2 separate regions of the Homo sapiens genome follow, and region 2 is linked to region 1. Evidence: read pairs that join two places in POLR2A ChIA-PET (ENCODE). Cell type or tissue: A673. All regions are shown on one strand. Each heading gives the region's core, and the rest is flanking DNA. Links, peaks and the distances in the headings are about the cores only.

Region 1 (7,282 bases), core at 53-4,052:
ACATCTTATCTGGGGTCCCATGGGTTCCTTTCCTCCAGTACTCCTATGAAGGTGATGAGCATGGTGACACCGAGCTGGACTTTTCCGTGGTCTGGGATGGAGACTTCCCCATAGACAAGCCTCCCAGCTTCCGAGGTGAAGGCATGGGCCAGGGAGCTTCCCTCCTAAGGCAATTGGCACTGCTGGGGTCGGGTCTGGGGGCCCTAGTGCTCCCCACTTTCCACTTTTCTGCCACTGCCTGCTCCGTCAGCAGTGCCTTCTGTGCCTGCAGCCCTCCTGTACAAGTGCTGGGCGCAGCGGCCCAGCTGTGGCCTCTGCCTCAAGGCTGATCCCCGCTTCAACTGTGGCTGGTGCATCTCAGAGCACAGGTGCCAGCTGCGGACCCACTGCCCGGCCCCGAAGACCAACTGGATGCACCTGAGCCAGAAGGGCACCCGGTGCAGCCACCCCCGCATCACGCAGGTCAGCCTCCCTCACCGCCCCTGCCCACTGCCAACAGGGCCCCTGGGAGTCTGAGCCAACTCTCTCACTGCCCATCCTGCTCCACAGATCCACCCTCTCGTGGGGCCCAAGGAAGGAGGCACCCGGGTCACCATCGTGGGTGAGAACCTGGGCCTCTTGTCCCGAGAGGTGGGCCTGCGGGTGGCTGGCGTGCGTTGCAACTCCATTCCGGCCGAGTACATCAGTGCTGAGAGGTGAGTGCGGCTCTGTGGGTGCCCGGGCCGTATGTGGCCTGGCCGGCCCTGACGCTCTCTGAGCCCTAGGATCGTGTGTGAGATGGAGGAGTCGCTGGTGCCCAGCCCGCCGCCGGGGCCCGTGGAGCTGTGTGTGGGTGACTGTTCAGCCGACTTCCGCACGCAGTCGGAGCAGGTCTACAGCTTTGTGGTGCGTGGCTGCCGGCCCTACCCCTTCCTGTCCCTTCTCTCTCCCGCAAGGGGCGTGTGGAGCAGCCCGGCCCGGCTCCTCCCCTCAGGGCAGCTTCTCCCGCAGACCCCAACGTTTGACCAAGTGAGTCCCAGCCGTGGCCCGGCGTCCGGGGGCACACGGCTTACCATCTCAGGCAGCTCTCTGGATGCTGGCAGCAGGGTCACAGTGACTGTGAGGGACAGCGAGTGCCAGTTTGTAAGGTGGGCCGGGGCCCTGCCAGCTTTGGGTTGGGCATCGTGTGGGGGGCCGTGGGGACGGGTGGCTGAGGGCCCTGGGCCACCCGCTCCAAGCACCCTGCTTGCCAATGTAGGAGAGATGCCAAGGCGATCGTGTGCATCTCACCTCTCTCCACCCTGGGCCCCAGCCAGGCCCCCATCACACTTGCCATTGACCGGGCTAACATCTCCAGCCCCGGGCTCATCTACACCTACACTCAGGACCCCACCGTCACCCGCCTTGAGCCCACCTGGAGCATCATCAAGTAAGACCCTGGGGGACTGGGGAGCCTGGCAGTGTCCAGAGGGCTCAGGGACTGGGTGGTCTCTGAGCTCCGGTGGGGCCCCTCCTGGAGCCTAGGCCCTCATTGGTGGAGGGGGTGGAGCTGTCCTGGCTGCACAGTACCCGGCACCCACTAGGCGATCCAGGGTCAGGGAAGGCCTGGGCTGCCATGGCAGCCTTGATCGCTCTCCAGGGCTGGGTGGGTGCACTGGAGGAGGGAGCCTGAGGCCCCTGCCCTGTCCCTAGTGGAAGCACTGCCATCACTGTGAGTGGGACCCACCTGCTGACGGTCCAGGAGCCCCGGGTCCGTGCCAAGTACCGCGGCATTGAGACCACCAATGTGAGTACCAGCTGCCCCGCCCCACCCCGACCCTGCAGCCCATGGCTTCACGTGCCTGGCTGTCCACCTTTGTCCCCACAGACATGCCAAGTGATCAACGACACTGCCATGCTGTGTAAGGCCCCCGGCATCTTTCTTGGGCGGCCCCAGCCTCGGGCGCAAGGCGAGCACCCTGATGAGTTTGGCTTCCTGCTGGACCACGTGCAAACGGCCCGCTCCCTCAACCGCTCCTCCTTTACCTACTACCCTGATCCCAGCTTTGAGCCGCTGGGGCCCTCTGGCGTGCTGGACGTCAAACCGGGCTCCCACGTGGTGCTGAAGGTGCGGGCGGGGTGGGGGCGGGGAGGGGCGGGAAAGTGGAGAGTCCTGGGCTGAAGTTGTCCTCCACCCCCAGGGCAAGAACCTGATTCCCGCTGCAGCCGGCAGCTCCCGCCTCAACTACACTGTGCTGATAGGAGGCCAGCCGTGTTCGCTCACTGTCTCGGACACACAACTCCTGTGCGACTCACCCAGCCAGACTGGCCGGCAGCCTGTCATGGTAGGTGGGGATGGGGAGACCCCCTGGGCAGCCCAGGGTGGGCGTGGTGGTCAGCTCACCTCAGGCCTGTCCCCACAGGTGCTGGTGGGTGGCCTGGAGTTCTGGCTGGGCACCCTGCACATCTCGGCAGAGCGGGCGCTGACCCTACCGGCCATGATGGGGCTGGCGGCGGGGGGTGGGCTCCTGCTGCTGGCCATCACAGCCGTGCTGGTGGCCTACAAGCGCAAGACTCAGGACGCGGACCGTACCCTCAAGCGTCTGCAGCTGCAGATGGACAACCTGGAGTCCCGTGTGGCCCTGGAGTGCAAGGAAGGTGCCTGAGGCGGGGCGGGATGTGGTGTGGAAGCTGGGGACCTCCCTCCTGCCCACTCATTCCCTCTCTCCACCCCCCAGCTTTTGCAGAGCTGCAGACGGACATCAATGAGCTGACTAACCACATGGACGAGGTGCAGATCCCCTTCCTGGACTACCGGACTTACGCCGTGCGCGTGCTCTTCCCGGGCATCGAGGCCCACCCGGTGCTCAAGGAGCTGGATGTGAGCCTCTGCCTGGCCTGCCCCCCACCATTCCCTTCAGGGCCGCCCCCACCCTCTGAGACCTCCTGCTCCCCACAGACGCCACCCAACGTGGAGAAGGCCCTGCGCCTCTTCGGGCAGCTGCTGCACAGCCGCGCGTTCGTGCTTACCTTCATCCACACGCTGGAGGCCCAGAGCAGCTTCTCCATGCGCGACCGCGGCACCGTGGCCTCGCTCACCATGGTGGCCCTGCAGAGCCGGCTCGACTATGCCACGGGGCTGCTCAAGCAACTGCTGGCCGACCTCATCGAGAAGAACCTCGAGAGCAAGAACCACCCCAAGCTGCTGCTACGCAGGTACCTGCCTTGCTCTATCCAGGCCACACCTTTGTCCTGCCTGGGCCTGCCCCCTGTCCAAGCCCCACCCCTGCCAGGCCCGAGCCCCCTTCTCTTGCCCTAGGACAGAGTCAGTGGCTGAGAAGATGCTTACCAACTGGTTCACGTTCCTGCTGCATAAGTTTCTGAAGGTGCGCCAGGTGGGTGGGCGGCAGGGAGGTGGTGGCAGAGGACCGGCCAGTGGTCAGGCAGGCAGCCAGCTGTGCACCTGTCCCTGGCTGCAGGAGTGTGCTGGGGAGCCTCTCTTCCTGCTTTACTGTGCCATCAAGCAGCAGATGGAGAAGGGCCCCATTGATGCCATCACGGGCGAGGCACGATACTCCCTGAGCGAGGACAAGCTCATCCGTCAGCAGATCGACTACAAGACACTGGTGAGCGCAGGGCCAGGCGGGCCAGAGGTAGGGGTGCAGAGAGAGGCCTCGCCCCAGACTGACACTGGAGTCCGCTTTCCCCTCAGACCCTTCACTGCGTGTGTCCGGAGAACGAGGGCAGCGCCCAGGTCCCAGTGAAGGTTCTCAACTGTGACAGCATCACCCAGGCCAAAGATAAGCTGCTGGACACTGTGTACAAGGGCATTCCGTACTCCCAGCGTCCCAAAGCTGAGGACATGGACCTGGGTGAGGTCCCCACCCTCTCCTCCTGGCTCCCACTCATACCCTCCTGTGCCGTGTGACCTCCGTGGGCTCTCCCGCTCCCCACCTGAACCCTGTTTCCAAAGAGGAGTGGGCCAGGCACTTGGGGGCTGCCAGCATAATCTTAAGGGCTGTCTGTGGCCCACAGAGTGGCGCCAGGGCCGCATGACTCGCATCATCCTCCAGGATGAGGATGTCACCACCAAGATCGAGTGTGACTGGAAGAGGCTCAACTCACTGGCCCACTACCAGGTGAGGGGTTGGGGCCCATTCCTCCCCAGGGCCACCTGGGAGCCAGGACCCTGCCTTGAGCTGCAGCAGGACACGGGAGCAGTGGCCCTGGCTCCCCTCGCCCTTCTCCCTGGGCTCGTGGGCTCCCCTCCTGGGTGTGGGTGGGTGGGGGCGCCTTGGCTTCTCAGCTTCCTGCACTGCCCCCCTCTGTCTCTGGGGCCTCCAGGTGACAGACGGTTCCTTGGTGGCATTGGTGCCCAAACAAGTGTCTGCCTATAACATGGCCAACTCCTTCACCTTCACCCGCTCCCTCAGCCGCTACGGTAGGTGTCCTCAGTGTGGTGGCCATGTGCCCTTCGAGGGAACCCCCACTTCCAAGTGCCATCGATTCTGTAGAGTGTAGACGGAGGGTCGGCCAGCGAGGGCAGATGGGTCCCCACATGCTGCTGAGCTCCCGGGAGAGTGGGGCAGGGGCCAGGTGGTGGCCTAAGGGTCACATGCATTCTCTGCTCCAGAGAGCTTGCTCCGCACGGCCAGCAGCCCTGATAGCCTCCGCTCACGGGCACCCATGATTACGCCTGACCAGGAGACAGGCACCAAATTGTGGCACCTGGTGAAAAACCACGACCATGCCGACCATCGCGAGGGGGACCGTGGCAGCAAGATGGTCTCCGAGATCTACCTGACACGGCTGCTGGCCACCAAGGTATGGGCCTGCCTCTCGCCACCTTGGCCTCCGCCCAGAGGTTGTCCCGGCCTTACAGGGGAGGGGCCATGGATCATTTGCTTCCAGTGGGCCTTTCTTCGGGTCTTTGCTGTGGGAACTCTGAGCCTTAGATAAAGGCCATGTCTGTCTGAGAGACCACTGGCCCTGTAGGGAAGCCCCTCTCTTTGCCAAGCCTTTCTGCCTCCATCTGTCCTGCTCTGGGGACATCCCAACCTGGCTCCCTCATAGCCTGTGACCTCTCTGCCCCACACAGGGCACACTGCAGAAGTTCGTGGATGACCTCTTTGAGACAGTGTTCAGCACAGCCCACCGGGGCTCGGCCCTGCCCCTGGCCATCAAGTACATGTTCGACTTCCTGGATGAGCAGGCGGACCAGCGCCAGATCAGCGACCCCGATGTGCGCCACACCTGGAAGAGCAACTGGTATCACCCCGTGCTGGGCTGCCAGCAGCCTGTCTGGAGACTGGTGGGCGGAAGACGCTGGTGGCTCTGCTGAGACCCAGGGCCTGGAGTAGCATCCAGGCAGGAGGGAATGAGGCCTGGCCTGGGGTTGACACTGACGGTGCCATCAAGCCAAGGGGCCTGTTGCGTCCAGTTCTGGAGCTGGACTGCCTGGGTGGGTGGGATGGTGGTGGTGAGGCCTTTGCCCTCTGGGGTCTTGCACCAGGTAGAGATGCTGGTGGTCGGTCGCAGGTGGTGAGAGCGGTGACAGGAGAAGCTGCGGAGGGGGTTGAGCCCTATTGAGAACAGAAGTTCAGCAGAGACTTAGAGGAAAGGCCGTTCACCCTAAATGTGTTGCTCTCACCACCTCTGGACAAGATGTGAGCCGGCCCGACAGGAAAGAGATGTGCACATGGGAGGGGCCCCTTGGGGCTAACTAGGGAGCCTCAGGCGCACGTCCCTCTGTTGTCCACAGCCTGCCGCTGCGCTTCTGGGTGAATGTGATCAAGAACCCGCAGTTCGTGTTCGACATCCACAAGAACAGCATCACGGATGCCTGCCTGTCGGTGGTAGCCCAGACCTTCATGGACTCCTGCTCTACATCCGAGCACCGCCTGGGGAAGGACTCGCCCTCCAACAAACTGCTCTACGCCAAGGACATCCCCAACTACAAGAGCTGGGTGGAGAGGTGGGCTCCGCCCTGCTGTGGGTGGCAGAGGGCAGGACCTGCCCCTCCCTGGGCTGCCTGTGCGAGGCAGGCCAGCTACAGGCAGGAAGCCCGGGGGCTGGCTGGGCAGTGAGGGCAGGGGTTCTAGTTTTTGTGATGTCGCCTGAGTGACATACTCAGGGTCCCAACAGGTATTATCGAGACATTGCAAAGATGGCATCCATCAGCGACCAGGACATGGATGCCTACCTGGTGGAGCAGTCCCGCCTCCACGCCAGCGACTTCAGCGTCCTGAGTGCGCTCAACGAGCTGTATTTCTATGTCACCAAGTACCGCCAGGAGGTGTGTGTCATCCCCACAGACTCCCAGTTACTTGGTCCTGAAGGTGCAGCCAGTGACAAAGGCAGGAGGGTTGGTGGGGGTTGGGGATTGTTCACGGTCTCTCCCCTGACCAGGGCCTGGGGCCGGCACAGGTGATGCTCTCTGGGATCACAGGTAGATGCTGGAATTTGAGGGACCCAGGAGATAAGCCACTGGCTGGGTACAAAGTGGCCACTGGGCAAAAGTTAAAGGGCCTGAGCACTGGAAGGGATGGGTCAGGCTTTGTGATGAGAAATAGCCAGAGGCAGGAGGACATAGAGGTGTGGACTTTAGGATGGAGTCTGGGCTGGACACATTTGCAAGCCTGTGGATGGCATTTAAAGCCCTGAGCCTGGATGAGCTCACAGGGAAGCCACAAGTGGGTGTGGAGGGAGAAGCGGCCCAAACACTGAGCCCAGGGCCCCAGGACACAAAGAGGGGAGGGGAGGGGAGGTGCAGCAGCCAGCGGGGAGGATGCCTGAGAGCGCCTGGTGGGGTCTGGCAACCTGAGCCAGTGAGGACCCCTCACAGGTCAGGGAGTGGCAGTGGCCGGCTCCATCTTCCAGTGCTGCTGCTGGTGAAGGATGGTGACCTGCAGAACACTCACTGGGTCTGGCGAGGGTCACGGGGTCCTGGCGCGAGGGAGGCTTGGGCTAGGAGGTAATGGGAGGGGGAATCCAGCACGGCGAGTCCAGAGTCCAGGTCACTCTAGGGACAGGCCGCACCCTAGCTGTGGAGAGGAGGAGGAGAAAGTGCTGTCGTCGGAGGGGCATTTGGGGCTGGGGAGAGCTGGTGGGTTTGTACAGGGGCTGCGGGGGAGGACGGAGGGATGAGGCGTGTGGGAGGGAGGAGCCCAGCTGGGAAGTGGGGACTTTGCATGGCAGGAGCTGCGCCCCCTACAGAGCCCAGCTCCAGGGGACTCCTCTCCCCCAGATTCTCACGGCTCTGGACCGAGATGCCTCTTGTCGGAAGCATAAGTTGCGGCAGAAACTGGAACAGATCATCAGCCTC
Region 2 (7,282 bases), core at 122-4,121, 590 kb before region 1:
GGAATGGCAGGAGAGGAGGCCCTGGCAGTGGCAACAAGGGGGCACACGCTGGGCTGGAGCAGTGGCAGGTCAAGCCCAGGGAGATGGGACAGAGAGATGCCCAGGGAGAGGAGCTCCACTGGATAGACACACAGGGCATGTAGCCCAGAGGCAGCCAGGCCATGCCTCCAGCTCTAGCAGACAGGGAGAGAGAAATTCTTGCCTTTAACAAGGAGTGTCCTTGCAGCCCCCTGGCAGGGCCTGGCAGGGCCTGCAGAACTGACCCCACCCATTCAGGATGCCTTGGAAGGCACCGTCCCCTGCTCCAGCCTGCTTCCCTCCTAATCCAATTAGCACAGCTGAGTGTTTTCAATTACCAGGGCCCAGCCTTCAGAGCCCTGCTGCCCCCTCCCCCTGAAAACTATCCCAAAGGCCCTGCTGCCTCTGAGTTTCCATAGCCTGCGGGGTTGGCGCCAGCCCTCCTCTTCTCCCTCCTTCCTCCCAGACAGCCACCAAGCTCTCTGGGGCAGAGGCCAGAGCTGCTGTCCCAGCCCCAGGACTCTGCAGAGCACTGGCCAGGGCGGCCTCGAGGAAGGGAGAAGAGGGAGGGAGGGAGCAGCAGGCTGCCTCTGAAAGCTTTGTCTCTGCAGAAGACCTCAGTGTGAAGGTCCAGGGAGGGAGGAGGGGGCTCCCTGGGGACACTGCAGAGGGCCCTGAGCTGGGGAGGGAGATGGTGACAGGGATGACAGGATGCAGAAAGCCAACTAGGTGGAGGAAGCAGGAAAAGAGACAAAGGGGGCTGGAGTGGCTGGGGAGGGAGAGATGGAAGACAGGTTCCAACAGGGAGGGCCGGCTGCCTGCCACTGCCCACTGTGTCGTATCAGGGTCAAGAACAAGTGCTGGTCAGTGACCAGGGCAGCCTTGGAGCTGCCATGGCCTTTTGGCCTAGTTCTCTCTCCCCACTCCCATCTTTCTGTAGAGAATGCACGGCTTGCATTCCACTGTACAGTGTTATATTGTGTATCCACCTCTGTGTCCTCTGGGTCTAAAAGCCTCACTGGTGTGTGTTTCCACCTGTGTGGCCTCTCAGCGGCTCTGCTCCTTCATCCCTGCACCTGCCTTGTCTTCATGCACCTGTGTGCATGTGTCCATGTGCATCTGTACCAAGGGAGTCTGCCTGGCCCTGGCCCTCCATGTATGTGTCTAAGGGGCCAGCCCCTTTACCTCCTCCAAGCCCTCACTGCCTCCCAACGCCAGGTGCCTCCCCAGCCTCTCTCTCGCAGCCCCTGTCCCACTGCTGGCACAGACAGTCTTCCCAACCCCTATCCGCCAACTCGTCTCTCAGTGACACTGGCCTCCTCCTTGTCCAGGCCCAGAGACAAAGGTGTCAAGGTGAGGCTGGGAAGGGACTGGAGCCTGGTAGCTCAAGAGACACAAATGCCCTCACACATGATACCCTGTGACATGCCCCTCACACGGCCTGACAGCTACTTACAGGAGAAAACACCATCACGGTAACACCCCCCACACGCAAGTGTGTACTTACATTCAGCCCCACTCACACATACACATGACCCAATGCAATCAAATGTCGTGGTCAAATACCTCCCGACCTCCACAAGCCTGGCCAGTAAGTAACAGAGTGACTCACACAGTCACCCATGTAAGGAAGTCAAAATCACATTCACGAATATCTACGCTCAGTCAATCACAAGAACACACAGACATACACAGTGTATCCATGCTTAATCACAACCCTACGGCCACACTCCCCAACATCCACTCACCTGCTTGTGCCCCCAACAAATGTTACAACCATAGACACATGCTCCAGCAGCCCTGCCCCCACCCCCACCAAATAACTACACACAAAAAAGGGTCCAGAAGGCTGCTGGGCTGGGACCAGGGTTTTTCAAGCCACCTTTTCCTGTCTCAGTTCAGAGACAGGGTGACCAAGGGCCCAGGAGGGGAAAGAGAAATGGGGACAAGACTTGAACACAGGCCTTTGCACAAGCCAGCTGAGGGCTGGGGACGACCCCATTCTCCTGCTGCCACACCCCTGTGGTGGGGGATGGAAGCGGAGGAGTCGGAGTGGGGCGGGCAGAGATGGGGCGGGCTAAGGAGAGCATGGAGGAGGCCCAAGACCTCGGGGCCCTGCTCCAGGTTCGCTGTCCCTGGTGCTGAAATCGCCCCGGCGGCCGCGCCTGTCCCTGTCCATGGTCCTGACACGCCCCGCACCTTCTACCCTGCCCTTCTCTCCGGGGGTACCCAACGTCCTGGCTATCTCCTGCCCACCCTGTGCCCAGGAAAGGCCAGGGAGAGGAGTCAGGGTCCGGAACAGGGAGAAGGTGAGGAGGTAGAAGATAAAGAGGGGCCCAACATAGCGGCGAAGGTAGGCGCCCAGGCTCCCTTCAGCTACTCACATTCCTCGGGGATCTGGATAAGCAGGCAGGGGCTGCAGAGGAGGAGAGGCCACACGTACCGCAGCGCCACGACCATCTTTCCCGGCGGCACCGCGCAGCACAGCCAGCCGGGCTCGGTTCAGGCTCCGGCCGGAGGGGAAGGGGGCTGGTGGGCGGCTTGGGGCGGGAGTTGGGAGTGGGGGCACTGGGAGAGGGGAGAAGGGAAGGGAAGGGTGGGGGAAGAGAGACGAGAGAACGGAAGGACGTTAGTGACTAACATCTGGGTAAGCCCGGGCTCTTGGCCCCGCCCTCAGCCCCGCCCCCAGCTGGCCGGCTTCTCCAGCCCTCCCCTCCCCATCCGCACCCCTCCCCACCTTGGAGGGAGAAATCTGGAAGAGATAGCCCTGGCTGGGCCTCTAGGTTGCCTTTTATTCCCTCTCTACTCTCTGTCTGCACCTTTCCTGCCAGCTGCCTTCCCAGCACCAACTTGTTGCCCCATCAGCTCCCCTGTGCATGGCATGCACATCCCCGTATGTGTCTGCATGTGCAGGTGTCCGTGGGCATGTGTGTGGTTGTGGATCTGCAAGCAGGGAGTGAGCTGTATGTGAGCTGGTATTTCTGTGGTGTGTCTTCTCTGGGAGGGGTTGCACTCATGAGTGGGTGTGTTAGTGTGTGTGCCTGAGGGAATCAACACACAAGTCTGCTAGCTACGTGTGTCTTCTTGTATGTCTTTATGTATCTGTGGGGATGAATCCCTGTATCTATTATCTCTGTGTGCACACACATGTAGAGAAGAATTCTTCTTGCAGTCACATTGCTATAGCTTTCAGAGCCAACTGATGCCTGGGTGCTGTACAGACCTAAAAAGCTAATGGGGGGATTGGGAAGTGGGATAGAGAAGGGAGGAAAGGGGCCCAAGATGGCAGCATTTCACAAAATAGTTTCAGGAAAATGAAGAAAGAATGGGGAAAGGGCCAGGCGTGGTGGCTCACGCCTGTAATCCCAGTAGTTTGGGAGGCTGAGGTGGGTGGATCTCTTGAGGTTGGGAGTTTGAGACCAGCCTGGCCAACATGGCGGAACCCCGTCTCTACTAAAAATACAAAAAGAAAAAAAATTAGCCTTGGTGGTGGGCGCCTGTAATGCCAGCTACTTGGGAGGCTGAGGCATGAGAATCACTTGAGCCTGAGAGGCGGAGGTTGCAGTGAGCCAAGATCGTGCCACTGCCCCCCAGCCTGGGTGATGGAGTGAGACTCTGTCTAAAAAAATAAATAAAAATAAAAATAAAAGGCCAGGCACAGTGGCTCATGCCTGTAATCCCAGCACTTTGGGAGGCCGAGGTGGGTGGATCACCTGAAGTCAGGAGTTCAAAACCAGCCAGGCCAACATGGTGAAACCCTGTCTCTAGTAAAAATACAAAATTAGGGCTGGGCGTGGTGGCTCACGCCTGTAATCCCAGCACTTTGGGAGGCTGAGGCAGGCGGATCATGAGGTCAGCAGTTTGAGACCAGCCTGGCCAACATGGTGAAATCCTGTCTCTACTAAAAATACAAAAAAAAAAAAAAAAAAAAAAAAAAAAGCCAGGCGTGGTGGCTCATGCCTGTAATCCCAGCTACTCAGGAGGCTGAGGCAGGAGAATCACTTGAACCCAGGAGGCAGAGGTTGCGGTGAGCGGAGATTGCGCCATTGTACTCCAGCCTGGGTGACAGAGCAAGACTCTGTCTCAAAAAAAAAAAAAAAGTTAGCCTGGCGTGGTGGTGCATTCCTGTAATCCCAGCTACTTGGGAGGCTGAGGCAGGAGAATCTCTTGAACCCAGGAGGCGGAAGTTGCAGTGAGCCAAGATCGCACCATTGCACTCCAGCCTGGGCAACAAGAGCGAAACTCCATCTCAAAAAAAAGAGAGAAAGAATGGGGAAGGAAGCCTTCCCTTGAGAACTGGTGTGGGAGAAGAGAGGAAGGAGGAAAACAACCCCCTGCTGCTCCTCAGCCCCCTGGGGGTCAAGAGAGGCCACTGAGGCCTCCTCCCTTCCAGATGCTCCAGGTTAGGGTCAGGACAGGGGTCAGGACAAGCTCTGGGACATTTTCCGTGACAGTGTTTCTAACACTTCTTGTGTGTCTCAAAGTCCCAATTTCTAGGTCTTTGTCTGAGTCTTCAGAGCTCAACTGCTGCATGTGTCCACCCCAAACCCAAGCCACACCGGCCATGTCCATATTCACCTACAAGTAAGGGGAGCCAAAGACTAAGGGTCTGAAAGAGGGGGCTCCTCTGACAATGACAAGAGGAAACAGACTCCCAAGTGGCCAGACCACTTCAATTCCAAACAGGAAGTGGTTAAAGTGCAGGCAAGGCAAGAAAGGGTGTTGTTAGGTGACAGAGCTTGGAGGCTGAAGTCCCAGACTAGACGCCTTCATTAAATCCATACTGTGCATCCTCCCTCTGCCCAGCCAGGACCTTATCAAAGCGGGCACCGAGCCTCAGCAGGAACACCGAAAGGATGGTAGAGAAGTCAGCCATGCTGTGCTAAGGCTCTGGGCCTTGTCAGTTTTGTGTAACAGAGTGACCCAAGAAGAGCTGTGAATGCGGCAGATCCCGTGGGGACTCTGGGCAAGAGCTTGCTGCAGAGGGTGGTGGAGAAGCAGCAGGGTGGGTCAGCGTGCATGGCCTGGAGGCCAAGAGATGACTTGGAGGGTAAGAAGAGTGATTCCCAGCCTGCAAGAGCTGGACCTGGGCCCAGAAGGGAAGAGCAACAGTGGATCTGTTCCACCCCGGCCTCTCCCTACAAAGCCAGTGGATCAGGGGAGGCCCCAGGCAGCACTGGCCTCAACTTCAAGGCCTGTAGGAGCAGTAGGAGACTCGGATCAGAGAGCAGATGATCAAACAGCAGCCTTGGGAGCTCTGAGCACTGGTCTTAGGAGGGGGAGGGGAGGAAACCGGAGCAAGGAAAAGCTCAAAGAAGGACCCTCCTGCATGTCAGAGGCTTTTGGGTGCTCTGGAGGTCGATAATTTCTGCCACGCAAGTTCCTCTATTTGTCCTCCAAATCTAGAATCCTGGAATGGTGTTTGGCATGTACGCTCAGGGGAAATACAATATCCCCAAACCCCTGGTCCCCGCTCCCTGCCCCATCCCAGCCCCATCCCATCTCCCCACAGGCTCATATCCAACTTCTTTTTTGGTCTCCCAGTATTTGCCACCTAGCTTGCCACCGCCCTGGGCAGTCGGAGACAGGCAGGAAGCAGCCAGAAGGTTGCGAGATATAACAGCTGGGAGGGGGCGCTCCCTCCTCTCCTCCCACTGCTGCTGGGTCTCTGATCTCTCACCATTCCTCAGGCAATTACAGAGCAAGCAGCTAGGGTTGTCAGCTCAGCAGGCCCTCTACCCCCCACCAGCACCACTAAGGGCAAAGGAGCGGGGAGGGGGGAGTGTTCCACAGATGGAGCCAAGGCCGGGTCTGCCAAGGGTGACAGACAGAGTGAGAAGAGGCAGGGGGGAGCAGGAGACAAAGACAGACGTAGGAAGACAGCGCTAACCACGATGGAGATGGTTAGGGGGTGGGGAAATTCCGAAACGGAGACCCAGGCAGCAGAGAAAGGGAGAGAAGAGGAAACCGGAGCACAAAGGGTGAGAGGCAGCTGCAGAGTGCGCCGCTGAGAAATGGCAGAAAGAGCGAGAAGAGTGAGGGGTGGGGGTGGGCGTGTGCACGTGCGCGTGCGCGCAGGCCGCCTGCACAGCGTCCTTGTCCCTGGGGGCTGTGCCAGGCAAGGGGCGGGGAGGAGGGAAGATGGGCCTGGGTCAGTGGAGGGGCTTCCCGGCGTGGACGTCACGCTGGCCTGGGAGCAGGGTAGAGAGACAGACAGAGGGTGGAGCAGCTGTGAGCTGGGGCCGGAGGGGCCTACAAAGCCCCACGCAACAGAGCATCAAGGCCCTGCCCACTTGTGGCACTGGGCAAGGGACGGCCGTGAGACAGGATGAATGGCACACTGCTGGCTGACCCATGCCATGCCAGGGAACAGGTGGGGGTCGGGGGATTCCTGCTGCGGGTAGGAACGGGGGGAGGGGGAAGCACCCAGAAAATCCCAGGGAAGCCTTCCAATATTGCTGCTGGCTGGGAGTAAGTGGTCACCTGGCTGGAGGAGACGCACATGTGTTAGGCCAAGAGTGAGCCTGCGTGACCATGCACTGAGTGGACAGTGGCCGCTGTGCTGGGGCAGTTGAAGATGGGGCCATTCCTGAGTAAGTCCGGTCCCAAACCCATCCTCCCCGGTGGGAAAGGGCCAGGGAGGCAAGGGTCACGCCCAGCAGCCTACAGGGAGGGGTTCAGCCCCAGAAGAGCCTTGCCCCATCCCACCCCACCTGGCCTCCCACTACACCCGCAGGTCCCTCAGGGAGTCCTCTGTCCTCTGCTCCAAAGTGCCTGCTTTGGTCTGATGGGAAGCAGCTTGCCAGGGAGGGACCTGGGAGGTTGTGGAGCCTGGCTAGACCTGGAGTGACTGCCTCCTCCCTGAAAACACACACACACACCCCATCACCACCACCACCACACACCTTGAGAAGGGAACCTCCAGCGGTGCCCTGCACATGTGCCCTGCACACCTGCCTGTCAGTTCTCAGGTTCTGCCTGGAGTTCCTCTCAAAGGAGAAGCAACAAGAGAGCCCTTCAACAGCACAGCAGAGACTATCCGGCTTCTCCTGCCCTTGTCTCCTGGGGACATGGTGCCTGGTGACTCAGTGGGCCAGAGTGGGGGTGGGGCTGGGGGCTCAGCACAGGGCACATGAAAGGGTCAGAGTGTGGTGCTGGGCCCATGTGCTTGCAGGCCTGGGAGCCTGGGGGGCTTCTGTGCCTGTTGGTGTGTATACGATGGTGTGGGTGTCACCTACACCCTGTGCACTGTGTCCCTTTAAGG

Evidence for each region. Peaks named below come from ENCODE experiments on the same cell type or tissue, not always from the same donor. Only the 100,000 strongest peaks of a DNase experiment are listed, where the experiment ranks them.
Region 2: POLR2A ChIA-PET joins it to region 1 with 6 read pairs; 2 of 35 experiments call an interaction of 5 or more read pairs at or near these places.

What each region holds. Positions count from the first base shown.
Region 1 is chrX:154,465,386-154,472,667 of GRCh38, forward strand. PLXNA3 (plexin A3) reads left to right here. Exons shown (of 33, transcript NM_017514.5): 12 at 39-135; 13 at 272-462; 14 at 550-695; 15 at 765-885; 16 at 991-1,127; 17 at 1,238-1,408; 18 at 1,672-1,765; 19 at 1,847-2,086; 20 at 2,160-2,303; 21 at 2,382-2,616; 22 at 2,697-2,839; 23 at 2,918-3,174; 24 at 3,278-3,344; 25 at 3,438-3,584; 8 more. Among named protein-coding and RNA genes, the nearest start is that of LAGE3, 10 kb to the right of the region's middle. RefSeq lists an enhancer at 6,821-7,115. In A673, for the core only: no CTCF peak of the experiment used is centred there; no DNase peak of the experiment used is centred there.
Region 2 is chrX:153,873,359-153,880,640 of GRCh38, forward strand. It overlaps L1CAM (L1 cell adhesion molecule), which reads right to left. Exons shown (of 29, transcript NM_001278116.2): 2 at 2,403-2,586. The coding sequence starts at 2,478. Among named protein-coding and RNA genes, the nearest start is that of L1CAM-AS1, 3.7 kb to the right of the region's middle. RefSeq lists an enhancer at 6,177-6,236. In A673, for the core only: no CTCF peak of the experiment used is centred there; a DNase peak (open chromatin) is centred at 2,153.